2 separate regions of the Homo sapiens genome follow, and region 2 is linked to region 1. Evidence: chromatin loops called from intact Hi-C (ENCODE). Cell type or tissue: mammary epithelial cell. All regions are shown on one strand. Each heading gives the region's core, and the rest is flanking DNA. Links, peaks and the distances in the headings are about the cores only. Region 1 overlaps EPB41L4B (erythrocyte membrane protein band 4.1 like 4B). Region 2 has its middle 24 kb from the start of EPB41L4B.

The links. Hi-C counts contacts between places; a loop is a spot of excess contacts. Peaks named below come from ENCODE experiments on the same cell type or tissue, not always from the same donor. Only the 100,000 strongest peaks of a DNase experiment are listed, where the experiment ranks them.
Region 2: a loop joins it to region 1, with 7 times the contacts of the local background. A loop is called at or near these places in 2 of 110 quality-filtered maps.

What each region holds. Positions count from the first base shown.
Region 1 is chr9:109,241,360-109,249,689 of GRCh38, reverse strand. It overlaps EPB41L4B (erythrocyte membrane protein band 4.1 like 4B), which reads left to right. Exons shown (of 26, transcript NM_019114.5): 14 at 1,901-1,934; 15 at 6,008-6,072. Among named protein-coding and RNA genes, the nearest start is that of EPB41L4B, 76 kb to the left of the region's middle. In mammary epithelial cell, for the core only: a CTCF peak has its summit at 4,972 (motif pointing left); no DNase peak of the experiment used is centred there.
Region 2 is chr9:109,341,006-109,349,335 of GRCh38, reverse strand. No RefSeq gene overlaps it. Among named protein-coding and RNA genes, the nearest start is that of EPB41L4B, 24 kb to the right of the region's middle. In mammary epithelial cell, for the core only: a CTCF peak has its summit at 3,342 (motif pointing right); a DNase peak (open chromatin) is centred at 3,525; H3K27ac peaks cover 727 bases; H3K27me3 peaks cover 374 bases.

The DNA of each region.
Region 1 (8,330 bases), core at 324-8,323:
CTTGTCGGGGTGTCTTGCTTTTAATTCTCTGGGGCTTGTAAGTTACAGCCCCAATTTCTTTACTTTGCTCTCTAAGGTAGTGATTGTTTTGCTTGTTTCTCCCTAATAAAATTACATTTTCCTCCCAGCATCTAGTGGAGATTATATATTGGGAACCAAAACAAACTAAAAAAAAAAAAAAAATTCTGCCCAAAAAAAAAAGCCCTGATAAATATACCCTTTAGGAACAAATGAGCTAATAACTGCTGTTCGCAGCTGTTCAATTGCTCTTCACAGCCTGTGGGATCCCAGGGTGAGTAGGATTGCTGTGGGAGCCGTGGATGAAATTGTGCTCTGGGCTCCAGAGGTACTACTAGAAAAATAGCACCTTGCGGAACGCTTAACTTACCTGATGAAGTCCAGCCAGAGGTGATCTGGTTCAGAGCCTAGCTCTGTGTACTGGTCCTCCCTGAAAACCAGAACACAGAGCCATTTAGACCCCAAGCAAGACTTATAACAATGATCTGTTTGCCTCTCAGTGTTGGAGAAGCCAGCAATAACACTTGATTTCAAGCACACCTCCTGGCAATAATGATTGCCTGCTCTGTCCATATATATACATATATATATATATATATTTTTTTTTTTTTTTGAGATGGAGTCTCGCTCTGTCGCCCAGGCTAGAGTGCAGTGGCGCAGTCTCGGCTCACTGCCAGCTCTGCCTCCCGGGTTCACGCCGTTCTCCTGCCTCAGCCTCCCGAGTAGCTGGGACTACAGGTGCCCGCCACCACGCCCGGCTAATTTTTTGTATTTTTAGTAGAGACGAGGTTCCACCGTATTAGCCAGGATGGTCTCGATCTCCTGACCTCGTGATCAACCCTCCTCAGCCTCCCAAAGTGCTGGGATTACAGGTGTGAGCTACCACGCCCGGCCTATATATATATATTTAGCATTTAAGATCTCATCAGCCAAGCACAGTGGCTCATGCCTATAATCCCAACACTTTGGGAGGTTGAGGCTGGAGGATTGCTTGAGCCCAGGAGTTCAGGACCAGCCCGGGCAACATGTGAGATCTCATCTCTTAAAACAAACAAAAAGATTCCATCGAAATAGGATCATGATGAGGAGCCCTGAGCCTTTTCTCAGTCCCTCTAAGAGCCAAGTTGGTTTAGCAGAAAGAAGACAGGCTTTAGGATTCTGCAGATGTTGATTCTAGCCCTGGCTCCCACTGACCAGCCAGGCGACCCTGAGCAGGTTTCCCAACTCTCTGTTAGGCAACTGTTCCTTTATCTGTAAAACGAGGTGGTCACATTTGTTGACCTCATAGCCTTGTCGTGTGGATTAAATAATAACAGATGTGAAGTTCCCAGTACAGAGTCTTGTCTGGAGAGAACATTCCAAAGTGGTGGCCAGATTATTGACAGTGGTTTTAATAGCAAGGGGACCCACATGTGGCTCCCACCACAGTACCCAGTGGGAGATGCTCAGGAGGGATCGGTGCCTCCCCCTGCCGTGGGAAGAGGCTCTGCGCATCACTGGAGCTTCTGGTGCCGGTGCTGTGAGGTCTCCCAGCAATGCCAGGGCAGGCCTGAAATGGGAGTAAAATTACTTGGTTTGCCCAACTGAAACAGGACCTCATTTTTGTCACCAAAATATGACATTGAGACTGCATTCTGGAATATTTCCTACTGTTTCTGTTTGTGAGCTCTAAAAGGACAAGTGAAAGTTGCTGTCTGGGGTTTTCCTTGTTATATGTTCATTTTAAACAGCCAATAACCAAAAAAAAGTCATTATGTGGAAGTTCCTATTAGAGTATGTAGCACATAGGAATAGTTCATGATTGTTAAATAAATCATTAATAATGCCACTCTACAACCTATTTTTCTTTTTTTTTCTGTTTTTTGTTTGTTTGTTTGTTTAGCTCTAAAACAAATCCAGAAGTCCATAATTACCAGGTAAGATACTGCTTTTAAAGGTTTTCTTTAAAGAAGGAAAATTTTAAAAATAAAATTTAAAAAAAGGTTTTTGTAAAGTTTCTAAATTTTCCATAATGAGCAGTCATCATATTTGTAATCAGATTTTGAGAAAATAATAACAATATTTGTTTTTTTGAGAAAATGGTAAGAGAAGAGCCCTTTCCTTCTGACCCCTGCCACTTCTTGGCCATCTGAACTGCCTGTTTTTCTTAACCTTGTCAACTGGCAAGCATCAGGGACATATGTTTAAGTTTCTGGGTGGCCACACACAGCCCCTTAGTGGCATTCAAGTGAGGCAGCTTTTGGTCAAAGTGTGTTTTAGGCCTAGGGAACATGAGTCCCTTGAGATGGGCTTCCAGGAAAGGATGTTTTGGTCAAATGTTTGGGAAATGTCACATCTTTCATTCCCCTTCTTGGATTTTACAGTGTCCACTGAGGTATAAAAGTACTGAGAAATCCTGCAAGAAAGACATGTTTTATTTTTTTAAATGTATTGTTTCCCCAAATTATTTGCGAATTGCTCCCCTCTCACGCCCCTGATTAAAAAAAAAAAAAAAAAAACTAGTCTTGAGCTGGCACGGTGGTGTACATCTGTAGTGCCAGCTATTTGGGGGAGCTAAGGCGAGAGGATCACTTGAGCCCAGGAATTCAAGGCTGCAGTGAGCTATTATCATGAATACCACTGCACTTCAGCCCAGACGACACAGTGGGAACTCATCTATTTAAAAAGACAAACACTAGCCTCAGCCCCTTCATATCTTTTTTAAAAAAACGCTAGCCTCAACCCCTACCATTTTTTGGTAGTGGTGAACTCATTAACACGAATAGATACATGGTTTCTAGAACCTGCTTTGTAAAGCACTGTGCTAGGTGATGTGCTAGGCCCATTGCCTGCAGGAAGGAGCACAGGTACGTTTCTATGGCTGGCGTCTTGCTGTTTCTCAGGACGGCCAACCAGGGCCTGTGCCGCCTGCCAGCTCACCCATGCCTGGTAACATGGAAGGTGTGGTTTACAGCTCAGCCTGGATCAAGCACATTCTTCCTAAGCCACTGTGGGTGGCTCTCTCTCTGGCCATTCACAGCCTTGTACCACCTGGTTCCAACTTCTCTATTTATTTCTCACCACTCCCATCACGCTCCATATGTTCAACTCACAGGGAATTGCATAATTGTTGCCCCATAATTTCTTCCCACCATTCTTTGCCCGTGTTTGTCTGCCTGGAATTCCTTTGCTTCCTATCAGTATATTAAAGTATCTCTCAAAGACCAACTCAGAGTTGGCCACAGTGGCTCATGCGTGTAATCCCAGCACGTTGGGAAGCCAAGGCAAGAGGATCACTTGAGCCCAAGAATTCAAGACCGGTCTGGGCAACATAGTGAGACCCCATCTCTATTTTTAAATAATCCTGGGTTCAAGTGATTCTCTTGCCTCAGCCTCCCAAGTATCTGGGGTTATAGGTGTATGCCACCACGCCCGGCTAATTTTTACATTTTTAATAGAGACAAAGTTTCACCATGTTGGCCACGCTGGTCTCAAACTCCTGACCTCAAGTGATCTGCTCGCCTCAGCCTCCCAAAGTGCTGGGTTTACAGGTGTGAGCCACCGTGCCCGGCCAGGGTTCTTGAATCTTGTTATTCACTGATTGTTTTTTGTTAAGGGGTTTTCAGGTGTGAGTAACTGAAAAGTTGTAGAGACAGGTAATTGATAGGTGATCAGTGCTTGAAGGAGAGAAAAATTTTAGAAAAGCAAAGCAGCTGAGCACTGCCTGTGCCCTCTCCGCATAGCCTGTAGTGTGTTCTCACTGTGCGTTTTCTGCTTAGAGTGAACATGAGGCGATTGTTGAAATCAGATCTACTGAAACTCATCTAGGCATTGTTATCGCAACATCATTGGCAACCACGGGTCCTTTGGACCTTGCCAATCTTAGAGGTCTTGTGTTCTATCAAGGGTTGGGAATAAATTGACCGGGAAGAGAACGTCCTGAGAAGTGGCCTGATTGGCATGTGAATACCGTGAAGGGTATTTGAGAGGATGGTGTTGCAGCATTTATCTTATTTCAAGCACTGCAAGGTCAGCCAGCTGCAAAGGATGGATCTCTGTGTTCTCAATGAGGACGCTGTTGGCATTTGGGGAGGGAGAGTTCTTCATTGTTTGGGACTGTCCCTGGAATTGCAGGATGATTAGCTTCCCTTTTCTCTCTTACTATGACAAGCAAACATGCACACAGTCATTTCCCATTGTCCTCCAAGGGATATGAGTGTACCAGTTGAGAACCAGCTGGGTTAACACTAAAATACTCCTTGACAGTTGAGAATGTGAATAAATTGCCAGAGGAGACCAAGGAAGTTTCCAAAATCTTTTTCCAGGTCTGTGGCTAAGGTTCCCACCTCTCTCTCTGATGAATCTGATTTGGTTGTGTTTAAAGCCAGAGGAAAACATAGAGGGTCCAGTTCTAGGTCAGCCTTTCTCTATTGTTGAACAGCCAATGAATGGAACCTCATTCTGGGCCTGTCTATGTGATCAAAACACCTGGAACAGTTAGACTCTGGGCAAATCATCTAAACTCTGTGGGTTTCTGTAGCCCCTAAAGGAGAAATATGCAGAGATTGCAGCAGGGAGATGCTAAAGCCCTGGTCAGCTCCCAGATCCTGCTACTGAGGTATTTTCTCCAGATTCCTTTTCCTGCAGCATGTCCTTCCGGGGGCTGCAGAGTCTGCTTGCTGACAGGCGTCTTTGAAGGAGAAAGGAAAGGCTGCTTGAATACAGAACAGGCAGGGAGGGCATCTCAGGTCCATGAAAATGGAACGAACAGAACTGCTGAGATTCTCTGTGCCAGAGAGCAGGCCACTGCTTACTAAGCAAAGTATCCTGAGAAGGAGGGGAAGAAATAATTAAAAGAGTAACAGTGGCAAGACTGTAGTGACTTAAATGTCAGGAGGGCCTAATTTGCCCCTTAGGAGATTGAGCCTTGAGAAGCCCCTGACTTCTGCTGATGTCTAGGACCACTGCCCTCTGCAGGCCAGAAGTGGAAAGGCAGGCTGCTACCTAGCCGGCTAGGGCTGCACCTCAGTCCGTTTGTGAGTACAGGGTCTGTGTTCTCTTCTTAAAATGGACAACTTCCTTCAAAATTAGCGGGGTGTGGTGGCACGTGCCTGTAATCCCAGCTACCCAGGAGACTGAGGCAGGAGAATCGCTTGAACCCAGGAGGTAGAGGTTGCCAAGATACTGCCATTGCACTCCAGCCTGGGTGACAGAGTGAGACTCTGTAAAAAAAAAAAAAAAAAAAAAAAAAAAAAAAAGACAACCTTCAACCTCCTTCCTTCTCTTCTTTCTCTTTCTTCCTTCCCTTCCCTTCTTTTTCTTTCTTCTCTCTTTCCCTACCTGCCTTCCTTCCCTCCCTCCCCTCATCCCTTCTTCTCAAACTCTCTCCCTCCCTCCTGTTTTATCAGGATGATAAGCGCTCTGGATGGTTTTGTTTGTTTTGGTATTTTGTTTTGGATTGCATTTTAGAAGATTATTTTTATTGCATAAACCAGAGAGAAAGAAAAAACCTTCACCCACGGCCCTGCTGCTTCACTTAGCATCCCTGTCCAGTCCTTGTCTGTGTGCAGATGTAACTGTTCCACATGGTCATTGTCATTTTCAGCAATGACAAAAATTGTTTCTGAAGAGAGAAGTTGCCTCCCACTCTCCCCATCTCTCTGACACCTTCCGCCTCTTCCCTTGGGAAGATGAATACAGCTTGTCTCTGGTACTCCGGACGACCCCCTTCAAGGCCGGTGTTGTCACCTTCTAAGGGCAGCTTCCCAGCCCCTTCACAGGGAGCCGCCTCTGGAGAGGGCAAGAACCGGCACTGGGTGCCAGCCCCCAGCCTTTGTCAGAGGGGGAAACGTGATCGTCCTGGGAAACATCCACCCCCTAGCCAGGGTCTATAGCCTTTCCATTCTTAGTCCCCCAGCCCCTCGGGTGGATGCCAGGAACAGACAAAGCGAATGAGGACCATTGAAATTAAAAGGTCATCAAATAATCAAGTTTGGTGTTTTATTTCTAGCCTCAATATCATCCTAATATCCATCCCAGCCAGCCCCGGTGGCATCCTCACTCTCCAAATGTCAGGTAAGTGCTGGTGCTTCCAGAGCTGCACCTTCGAAAGCTTTCCTTTCTCTAGAAAAGTTCAGATTCTGCTTAGTTAGGAGTAGAAAGTCTGCATCAGAAATAACCCTTAAGGGATGCATTGTCATGGCCGAGATGAATAAATTTTCAAAGCAAAGGTAGCCAGTGATGTGTGTGGATGTATCAAAGGTATGCTTTGTGAAATAAAAAATGAATTGATTTTTTAAAATCATTCTGATCTCATATATTCTTGGTTTTTAGTTTTGTGTTCAAGATGTTACTGAAAATTTCTAAGTAACATTTTTCTGTCCTGAGAATTTGTTTACTTTAAATGTGATGAAAGCTTGGGGATTTTGTTGTCATGGGGTTTTTTTTTTTTTAAGGATTTTTTTTTTTTTTTTTTTTTTTGCGGGGGTGGGCTGGGGGAATGAGTTTGCTTTTTGTGGCAATAGATATTTTTTCCCTAAACTGAGGGGTCAATAAACTTTTTCTGTAAAGGATCAGACAGTCAATATATTCTGCTTTGTGGTCGCTGTCACAACTCCTTAACTCTGCCATTGTACTTTGAAAACAGCCCTAGACAATCCATAAATGAGAGGCTATGGCTGTGCTTCAATGAAACTGATTTAGAAAAACAGTGGGATTGGGCCGAGGGCTGCCATTTACCAACCTTGGCCCCAACCTACCATAATCCTTTCTAAGCCAACTGGCATCTGCTGGACTGTGTTTATAGTTAGGCTTGACAGGTTTTTTGTTTTTTTTTTTTTTTTTTTAAGGCTAGCTTTGTGAAAGCAAATGTTCCTTTTAAGATTTGAATTTTAGATCAGTCTTAATTGGTGTTTATGTGTGAAGCTATTTCAGAAACATAGTTGGCAAGTTCAGTTTGCATAAAGGTGAGGTTGCTAGCCTTTCTCTGAGAAAGTATGGAGAATAAAATGCTGGAAATAAACCCACTTAGAGCAAGGCCAAAAAAAAGTTTGTTGGGGAATTTTGTAACCCCAAAGCGTGATTGTTTATAAACACTTGGTAGTCACTTAACTTTTTAAAGCAGATTAGGTTAGTGGAGTAATAATTCTAAATCTTACTGTATTTCAAAGGTGCTTTATTCTTCAGACGTAAGAAACAGAAGAGATTTCTAGAAACGCTATTTTAATTAACATTGTTTTTACAAAAGTTTGTGCTTATCATTGCCTGTTTTATCATGTTAGTTTCCTTCTGAGGCATGGCCTAGAAGCAGGCCTTCTGAGGAAAGCCGTAAACAGTGCCTCTCTGGGGTGGGCCTGCTGTTGGCAGCTTTAGTGTCATCTGGAAGCTTGTTTAATGCAAATTCTCAGCCCCACCCCAGACCTACTGGATCAGAATCTATGGGGTGGGGCCCAACATTTTGTGTATTTTCAAGCTCTACAAAGATACCCCATGAAAACAGAGTTTGTTAGTCCAACACTTTTGGCAAATGCTGCCTGAGGCATTCATGGTGCATGCTGGCATGCCTCCAAGCAGCCCTGTAGTAATGGAACATTTTCCACCTTCACTTAGCTTTCTCCAGACGGACTTGACCCATGAGACACCCTTTGAGAAATGATGACTTGACCATAGACAGACCCTTGCTCTGCTTGGAAGTTCATAGGTGATCTGCATCTGAATTTTTAAAATTCTTACTAGGAAATCCATTCATTTCCATTCATAGCCATCCCCATTCACATGGCTCATGGTTCCCCCTGCCCCATTTCCTTTGTGCTTGTGTTGTTTCACTTACATTTCTGCATTTTCTTCCATTCTCCCACTAACCATTCGCTCTGCAAACAAAACAGGCCATCCTTTCAGGATGACAGGTCGCATTGGAAAGCATCGGCCAGTGGAGATGACAGCCATTTTGATTATGTCCACGACCAGAACCAGAAGAACTTAGGAGGGATGCAAAGTATGATGTATCGAGATAAACTCATGACTGCACTTTGAGAGACTGAAGCATCTCTCTTCCATTCACCTTCATAGTTTCATTGCATTCCATGAAAAGTGTCTTGGCCTCAGATGGATGGATGTGTTTGGACGAGTGTCTTTAAGGAGTAGTCCTGAAAGGTGTTTTTGGTGTCCATGTAAATATTTGAAGATAAAACCACTATAGCTTGTCATAATTTACTGTTGACTGCATTCTCATTAAAATGAAGGTAAAGGCTCAGGAATCATATTGATGTTCTGATTTTAAAATTGGAGTCAAAGTCTATGTTTATCATTTTACTATGTTCCTGATGTTCTTTGTT
Region 2 (8,330 bases), core at 216-8,215, 100 kb before region 1:
TGTTAAACAATTTCTTGGGAATTAACAAGGAGGAAATTGAGCAGGGAAATTCTTAAAATCCCACAATTAGGCTCGAAAAGTCAATGCGAGTTCAGGGTGGGGAAACATTTTGTGAGAGCTTATGTGAATGTCTGAATTGACTGAAAACTCAGGAATAATACAGATAAATTACTTTGCTATCATCAGTGAGAGGAGTCTACTGCATGCCAGGTACAGAACTATATATATATTATCCTTTCTTGCTCCTTTTAATAAAGTGGTAAAGTATGTAATTCTGTTCCCACTTGGCAGGTAAAGGAAATGGGTTCAGGTGGGGCATGGTGGCCGACACCTGTAATCCCAGAGCTTTGGCAGGTGGAGGCAGGAGGATCGCTTGAGGCCAGGAGTTTGAGACCAGCCTGGGCAACATAGAAAGACCCCATCTCTATAAAAAATTTTTTTCTAATTAGGAAAAAAAAAAAAAAAGAAAATGGATTCAGAGTAGTTGTGAAACTTGCTAAAGATTACACAACTAGGAAATGGTTGCTATAAGATTCAAACTCAGGTGTCTTGGACTCCAGAGCCCATGCTCTAGGCTTTTAAATCTGGCCAATGCTGTGGCCAATGCAATTCTTTTATTTGAAAGTCTCAGAAACCCAGGAACTGGTTTAGACAATGGGACTTTATTGGTTCGCAGAATCCAAGAAGGACTGAATGACAATCCACTGGAAAGGCCATGCTATCCTGAGCTTTTGGAGCAACTGCCACCAGATGCCTGAATGCTGCAGCAGTCCCTCTTCACCCATTTCTCTGCTCCTCTCATCCACACCTTGCTCAGCTCCTACCAGGAAAGAGGGTTTGATTTGCTTCCTTCCAGTTTCAGAACTCCCCAGGCAGACATTTAATTGCACAGCTTTGGTCAGATGCCTCTTCTATAGAAATCCATCTGGCTGGGATCATGGGTCATCTAAAAACAAGTCCTCTCCCTGTTTTGTTTTGTTTTGTTTTGTTTTTGAGACAGGGTCTCGTTCCGTCACCCAGGCTGGAGTGCAGTAGCACCAACACAGCTCTCAGCAGCCTCGACCTACTGGGCTCAAGCAATCCTCCTTCCTCAGCCTCCTAAGTAGCTGGGACCACAGGTGCATGCCAACATTCCCAGCTAATTAAAAAAAAAATTGTACAGACAGGGTCTCACCGTGTTGCCCAGGCTGGTCTCCAATTCCTGGGCTCAAGCAACCCTCCCGCCTTAGCCTCCCAAAGTGCTGGGATTTCAGGCATGAACGACCTTGTACGGCCTGGAACAGGATCAGTGTTTAAAAAACCAAAATGATCAAAGGAACTAGAAACACTTAGCTTGAAGGAGAGGATACTCAGGAGGACATTCCTGTTATCTTCAAACATTTGAAGGACCAGCGTGAGGAAGACAGAGGATGTGCTCTGGGTCACTATGGGACCAGTAGTAAGAAGTTTCCAAGAGACAGATTTCAGGTTCACATTCAACATCCACTGAGTGCTTCCCATGTGTGGGATATTATATCGAGTTCCTTCACATATATAATCTCTCTTGATCCTCACAACAAATCTGTCATAAATTTCATTACACCTATTTCACACGTGAGAAAAGAGACCAAGACAAATAAATTGCCCAAGTGGCATGGATTTGATCCAGGTGTTCTATCTCTGCACTTTTCCCATTACATCATTCTGCTTCTTCACATACAGCTCTCTAATAATCATTTCGGTTCAAAGAGAGTTGGTATTTTTCAGGAGCAAAGGGCTGCCCATGTCTAAGGTTGCCCCTGCGAAAGTCCAGTGGTCATCTTCCCAGGACTTGATCAAGGTATGTTGCAAAATGAAAGCCATGGTTGGTCTAGAAAACTACCCTAAAGTCCATTCTGACTTTCACTTAATAAATTCTTCAAGCTTTTACAAATTCTTTTTAAAACTCTGTTGGGTTGAGCATAGTGGCATACACCTATAATCCCAGCTATTTGGGAGGCTGGGGCAGGAGGATCACTTGAGCCCAGGAATTCAAGTCCAGCCTGGGCAACATAGCGAGACCCTGTTTCTAAAGACAAAACAACATCAAAAATATCTCTGCTTGATATCTTTCATATGAACACCTCCTAGCCCTAAATCACTCTCTACCCTTTTGTACTCTGCTCTGAGCCTCATGATATGGGTCTGTATGGATTGCATCATGATCTTCCTGCCTGCTGGCTTCAGCTGATTCTGTCTAGCAGGGATCCCCAGGAGATCAGAGGAGGGAGGCAAGTGACAGACACTATGAGGTCACCTTTGGTTGGGTCTTCCCCCAACCGAAAGTCATTGCTCCTCTTACTGTGGCCAGCTGTGTGTCTCTTTCTCCTTCTAGGTTCTGTGAACTCCTTCCTTGCCTCTTCTCTTTCTCCTAGCAATGGTAACAGCTCTGTAGCTCTATACGAAAGACCCTGCAGCATCCCTTGTGATTTCCCCACACTCCCACACTTTTGAAATTAATCCCCTTATCAACGAACCATCCTCAAACCGTTTTGATGTTAGTGTACCACCTGTTTCCTATTGAGGCCCCGACTGATAGAATAACTTTTTCCAGATTGTAAATTCCTGTATCCTAATTATATTTTTCTACAAACTCAGTGTGGGACTTTCAGATATAGACTCAAGAAGAAAATTTAAATGACCTATAATCCCACCCCTAGAAATAGCTGACAGTTGGGGACATTTCTTTCCAACATTTTTCTGTGCACATATTACATACTTCTTTACATTGTGTATATCTCAATGTACGTACAATTTCATTAACACGATAACGTCATGAACATTTTCCCATGTCATTAAAAAGTCTTCATAAACATCAGTGTTTCAAAGTGGTATGCCATACTGTATCATGATTATTTTTCCACTTCCCTATTTGGGTTACTTATATTTTTTACTATCATAATAAATATCACTGGGCCAGGCGCGGTGGCTCACGCCTGTAATCCCAGCACTTTGGGGGGCTGAGGTGGGCAGATCACGAGGTCAGGAGTTCAAGACCAGCCTGACCAACATGGTGAAACCCCGTCTCTGCTAAAAATACAAAAATTAGCAGGGCGTGGTGGTGCGCGCCTGTAATCCTAGCTGCTCAGGAGGCTGAGACAGGAGAATCGCTTGAACCCAGGAGGCGGAGGTTGCAGTGAGCCGAGACCATGCCACTGCACTCCAGCCTGGGTGACAGAGCGAGACTCCGTCTCAATAAATAAATAAATAAATAAATATCACTGGTATGATGATCTCCATTCATAAGTCTTAGTCCAAACATCTGATTATTTCCTTAGGTCCCTCAAAATGTTGATGCTCAGGTAATGCCCAATATATTGAAAACACTAGAGGGAGCTTGAGAGTTCCCTGAAACAATCGTTTTCTGTGCCCTGGTGAAGAATGAAAATAACCTGCCAGGACTGGCAGAAGTATTAAAGGCATTTGAGGGTTTCCCTTTACCACTGGGAAAGCTATGCCTGATCTCACAATAAAACAATGTGGGCATTCTCTTCCCAGGCCTGGTTCCATCGTGGGTCGGGAGAGAGCTTGGTTTGTTATTTCGGCTGACAACAAGTGTGGTCAGGAATCTTTAGATCTGTGGATGACCAAGAGGGTGACCGCAAAGGCCACATTCAGCTTATAAAGAAAGTCGATCTGAGAGGCTTCTGAAAAAAGGCTCCGCTCCAGCCTCAGGGAGCCACAGTCCTGGGGTGAGTTCAGCAGGCCAGACCTTGCTGCAGAACTCGCTGGGCAAGTTCTAAGCAGCTGCTTGAGAGACTGTGGTGGGTAATTGTCCCTAACCAAGGTTCAGAGTCACCAACAAATGAGTGGGTGGCAACCCACGTGATCGGGGCTGTGCTGAGGAGGACGAGGTGGGGGCAGGGACCTGAGCTCCTGAGCCTTTAGCTCCTCTTCTGTTTCCCCTTCCACACCTTTTGAGAGGGTTCTTACTGTAGAAGACTCTGACACAGGGAGATCCTGCCAGAGCCCGAGCAGCCCATAGTAGCTGGATAAATGCAGCTGAAAAGAGAGGGAAAAACCCCTCAGCAAGTGACCCAAGAACCCTCAAGGATGAAGATGGCACAAGCTGTTCCCCTTGGGATAAGCATTCTGCCTCTTCCCCCTGGATCTATCTTCCCAGGCATTGGCCCCTCCTGGCCCACCACACTTGACTTGCTCATTTATGCAGGAGACAAATTAAGACCCTCTTTCCTTAAAGCCATAATTGCAGGAAGAACTTAGACCGTATGGAGAGTATGCCTATGACCCTGGAAGTCAATGACGTTTCACAGTTAACAAAGTTGGGAAGCTTTGGAAATACTGGGTCTCGGCAGGCTCAAGGTCCATACTTTCAAATACTAAAAGCAACTCAGATAGTTACTGTGAGACCTGCAAGACTTGCCCTTCAAACCCATGCACAATCTTAGTTGTGCAAAAAAAAATTACTTGGGGAATTTTTTAAAGTCCTCACACCCAGAGCAATCACAACAAAATCTCTGGGGTTGGGACCCAGACTTTAGTGTCCCTTAAAACTCTCCAGGTGATTTCAACGTGAGTCCAGATTGAGAACCACTGGTCTTAAAAGGATAATGAAAGAAGGCCAAGACTTTTAATACCTCAATAGGTATATACATTTTATTTATTTATTTATTTTCATTTTTATTTTATTTTTTGAGACAGATTCTTGCTCTGTCGCCCAGGCTGGAGTGCAGTGGCACAATCTTGGCTCACTGCAGCCTATGCCTCCCGGGTTCAAGTGATTCTTGTGCCTTGGCCTGCCGAGTAGCTGGGACCACAGGCATGCACCACCACACCCAGCTAATTTTTGTATTTTTAATAAAGATGGGTTTTTGCCATGTTGGCCGGGTGGGTCTCAAACTCCTGACCTCAAGTGATCCACCCACCTCAGCCTCCCAAAGTGTTGGGATTACAGGCATGAGCCACCGCATCCAGCCTCGATAGGCATATAAATTTAATGGCCATATTTCCAATCTGTACTTAGGTGTTCTCTTTCTTTGAATCTTGCTTTATGATGCATTCTGGCCTTCATTTACAAAGCCAATTAGAGATCTATAAATAAGTTATAATTTTAGTAGTTAAATTTAAGAAGAAAAAAATCTTGTGTCACTTGTACTCTGTGAGTTACCCTTGCCTGAGGAAAGTGTCATTGGTTGGCAAACCCAAGGCCACCTTTTTTCACTGAGCAGGCAGAATGGCTCGGCGGAATGAGAGGAAAAGTCAGAGTTCATCAAAGCGAAATCTTAAAGTTAGCAGGTGGAGAAGTTTGGGACAATGAGATATGCATCTAAGGGGCTGGGCGCGTGGCTCACACCTGTAATCTCAGCACTTTAGGAGGCCAAGGCAGGCTGATTACTTGAGGTCAGGAGTTCGAGGCCAGCCTGGCCAACATGGCAAAACCCCATCTCTACTAAAAATTTACAAAAATTAGCCGGGCGTAGTGGTGGGCACCTGTAATCCCAGGTACTTGGGAGGCTGGGGCACAAGAACCCCTTGAACCTGGGAGGCAGAGGCTGCAGTGAGCCGAGACCAGGCCACTGCACTCCAACCTGGGAAACAGAGTGAGACTTGAGGGGAGAATCGTGGAAGTTTTTTTTTTTCTTTTTTTTTTAAGAGACAGCCTCTCACTATGTTGCCTAGGCTGGTTCTCAAACTCTTAGGCTCAAGCTATCCTCCCATGTCAGCCTCCCAAAGTGCTGGGATTACAGACAAGAATCTTGCATTTTAAGTGCAGGAGTATGGCCTACGGGGGCTAGAGGGTGGCAATCAGTCAGGAGCTTATCTGGGTGTCCAACTGATATTCAGGAGCCCCTTGGACTGGACTTTGGTTTGTGTTGTAGTCAGGAAAGCTAAGATTCATCAAATCCTGAAGACTCAGCCCTCTAATTTCTGCATCCTCTTTTCTTTTCAACCTCAGCCACCCTCCTCTATGGTTTTTCATGGAGTAATACGGAATATAGAAAGAGCAGGGATCTTGGAATGAGACAGATACGAGTTCACAGCCTAGCTCTGTCGCTGACTGGCTATGTGATGGTCATGAGATGTTTGGCATCTGAGCATTCCGTTTCACATCCATGAACTCAGCAAGTGACCTGAGAATGTGCAGTACTGGTGTGTCAACCCTGCATCACCCATGGATTAACATGCCACCAGCTGTTCTCCTTGGATTAAGGACTTTGCCTCTTCTCCCTGGGTTCATTGTCCCAAGGATTGGCCTCTCCCGGCAACGCTGTTTGATTAGCTCATTTGCGCAGGAAATGAAGTCAGTAAAACCTTTAAGCTAAGGCAACAGGGGCCCCTGCTGTCATCAACCCTCATCAACCCATCAACTATAAGGCCCTATTCCAGTGTTCTTTTGCCTATACTCACCCTGCTGGGCAGGGGTTTCATGGGGCCAAAGGGACCTGCCTCTTAGAACAATTGCTTCCCTTTCTTCTTTTCTTTTCAAGATGGAGTTTTGCTCTTGTTGCCCAAGCTGGAGTGCAGTAGTGCTATCTTGGCTCACTGCAACCTCCGCCTCCCGGGTTCAAGCGATTCTTCTGCCTCAGCCTCCTGAGTAGCTGGGATTACAGGTGCCCGCCACCACACTTGGCTAATTTTTTGTATTTTTAGTAGAGATGGGGTTTCACCATGTTGGCCAGGCTGGTCTTGAATTCCTGACCTCAGGTGATCCACCCACCTTGGCCTCCCAAAGTGCTAGGATTATAGGCGTGAGCCACTGCACCTGGCCCAATCGCTCCCATTTCTAGACCACATTACAAGAGCCAGGACCCTGAAATTCCCTGTCCAAATGAGGCTGAGCCCACTTCTGGGTTCTCTGAAGGTTACTCCCCAGATCTTTCCCCTTGAGGTTGGACTACATGGCCCTTCCTAGGCCCCAAAGGAAGTCAAAGGCAGCTGATGGGAAGGGGGTGATCAGAATGGAGGTGGACAGAGCTGGAGCATCCTACTTCCACACAGGTGTGTCCTCGTGGTGGTTCAAGACAGAGTCAGGGTTGAGAAGAGAAGGGGGCAGCTCTCCCTGCCTGGCTACAGTTCAGCACAGAACACTGATGAGCTTAAGAATTCTAAATGTGAACTTGGCCTTCCAGGTCATTAAGAAGACATGTGTCAAGTTAGGAGGTTAGCGCATCTTTTAGTTAATAGCTTATTAGCGTAATTTTTAACTTTGAAAAATTGAGGCATATGGTATGTGGACCTCATCCTGGCCCCACAGATGTTACAGGCAGGCCTGGGGAAAATAATACAAGCATTTAGGTTGTTATGAGAATTAAAAAAATATGTATGAATGCAGAGTATGCAGAGAAGGTGCTCAGTAAGAATTATTCTCCTTTCTTTCTGGCTTGCCAATTCTGTCTTTAAAACTGCAGTTGTAAAAGAGAATTCTTCTCTAGGTAGGGCCATCACCTTCCTCCTTTTTTTCTAGGGTACAGCTTCATGCTGTGTTAACACTGGGGCTGGCTAACATGCCCTCAGGCCTTCCCGCGAAGAGGCTGATTCAAGTTTGACAGCTAAGTCAGGAACATTTAGTTAACCGTGGCCAAAAAATTTAAAAATGGCTCTTATGCCAATCAGGAAGGCCTCGGCCCCTTGTGAAGTACCTCTCCAGTGAGGCAGCCTTAAGGTAGGCGGGGCTTCAGGAACCCCAGGCCTTCTGGCAAGACCCACGGAAAGAGATTTCTGGGTGTGGGAAGCAGGGAGGCTCAGCAGCTGCTTTGGGGGCTCTGAGAGCTGTCTGCAGAAGTGCATTGTCCTGAACCAGGAACTGCGCCTGGAAAACTAGCCATGCTTCTTCAGGGACCAAGGAAGGGGTTGTTGGGGTGGGACTGATCAGGGGATCAAGAACCCAACAGTTAGGAGAAGCCAGACTTCTCTGATAAGTTGAAAGTAGCAGCTGGGTGCAGTGGCTCATACCTATAATCCAAGCACTTCGGGAGGCAGAGGCAGGTGGATCACTTGAGATCAGGAGTTCAAAAAAAGCCTGACCAACATAGTGAAACCCCATCTCTACTAAAAATACAAAATTAGCTGGGCGTGGTGGCACATGCCTGTAATTCCAGCTACTCGGGAGGCTGAGGCAAGAGAATCGCTTGAACCCAGAAGGCGGAGGTTGCAGTGAGCCAAGATCGCGCCACCACACTCCAGCCCAGGCAACGGAGTGAGACTCCATCTCAAAACAAAACAAACAAAAACCTAGCAGAACTGGTTCACTGTGCTAAGTATCTCAAATTTGCTGCTGTGTATCTACTTTTTACTTTGAAAATATCCATTTATTTATTTATTATTATTTTTATTTATTTATTTTTTGAGAT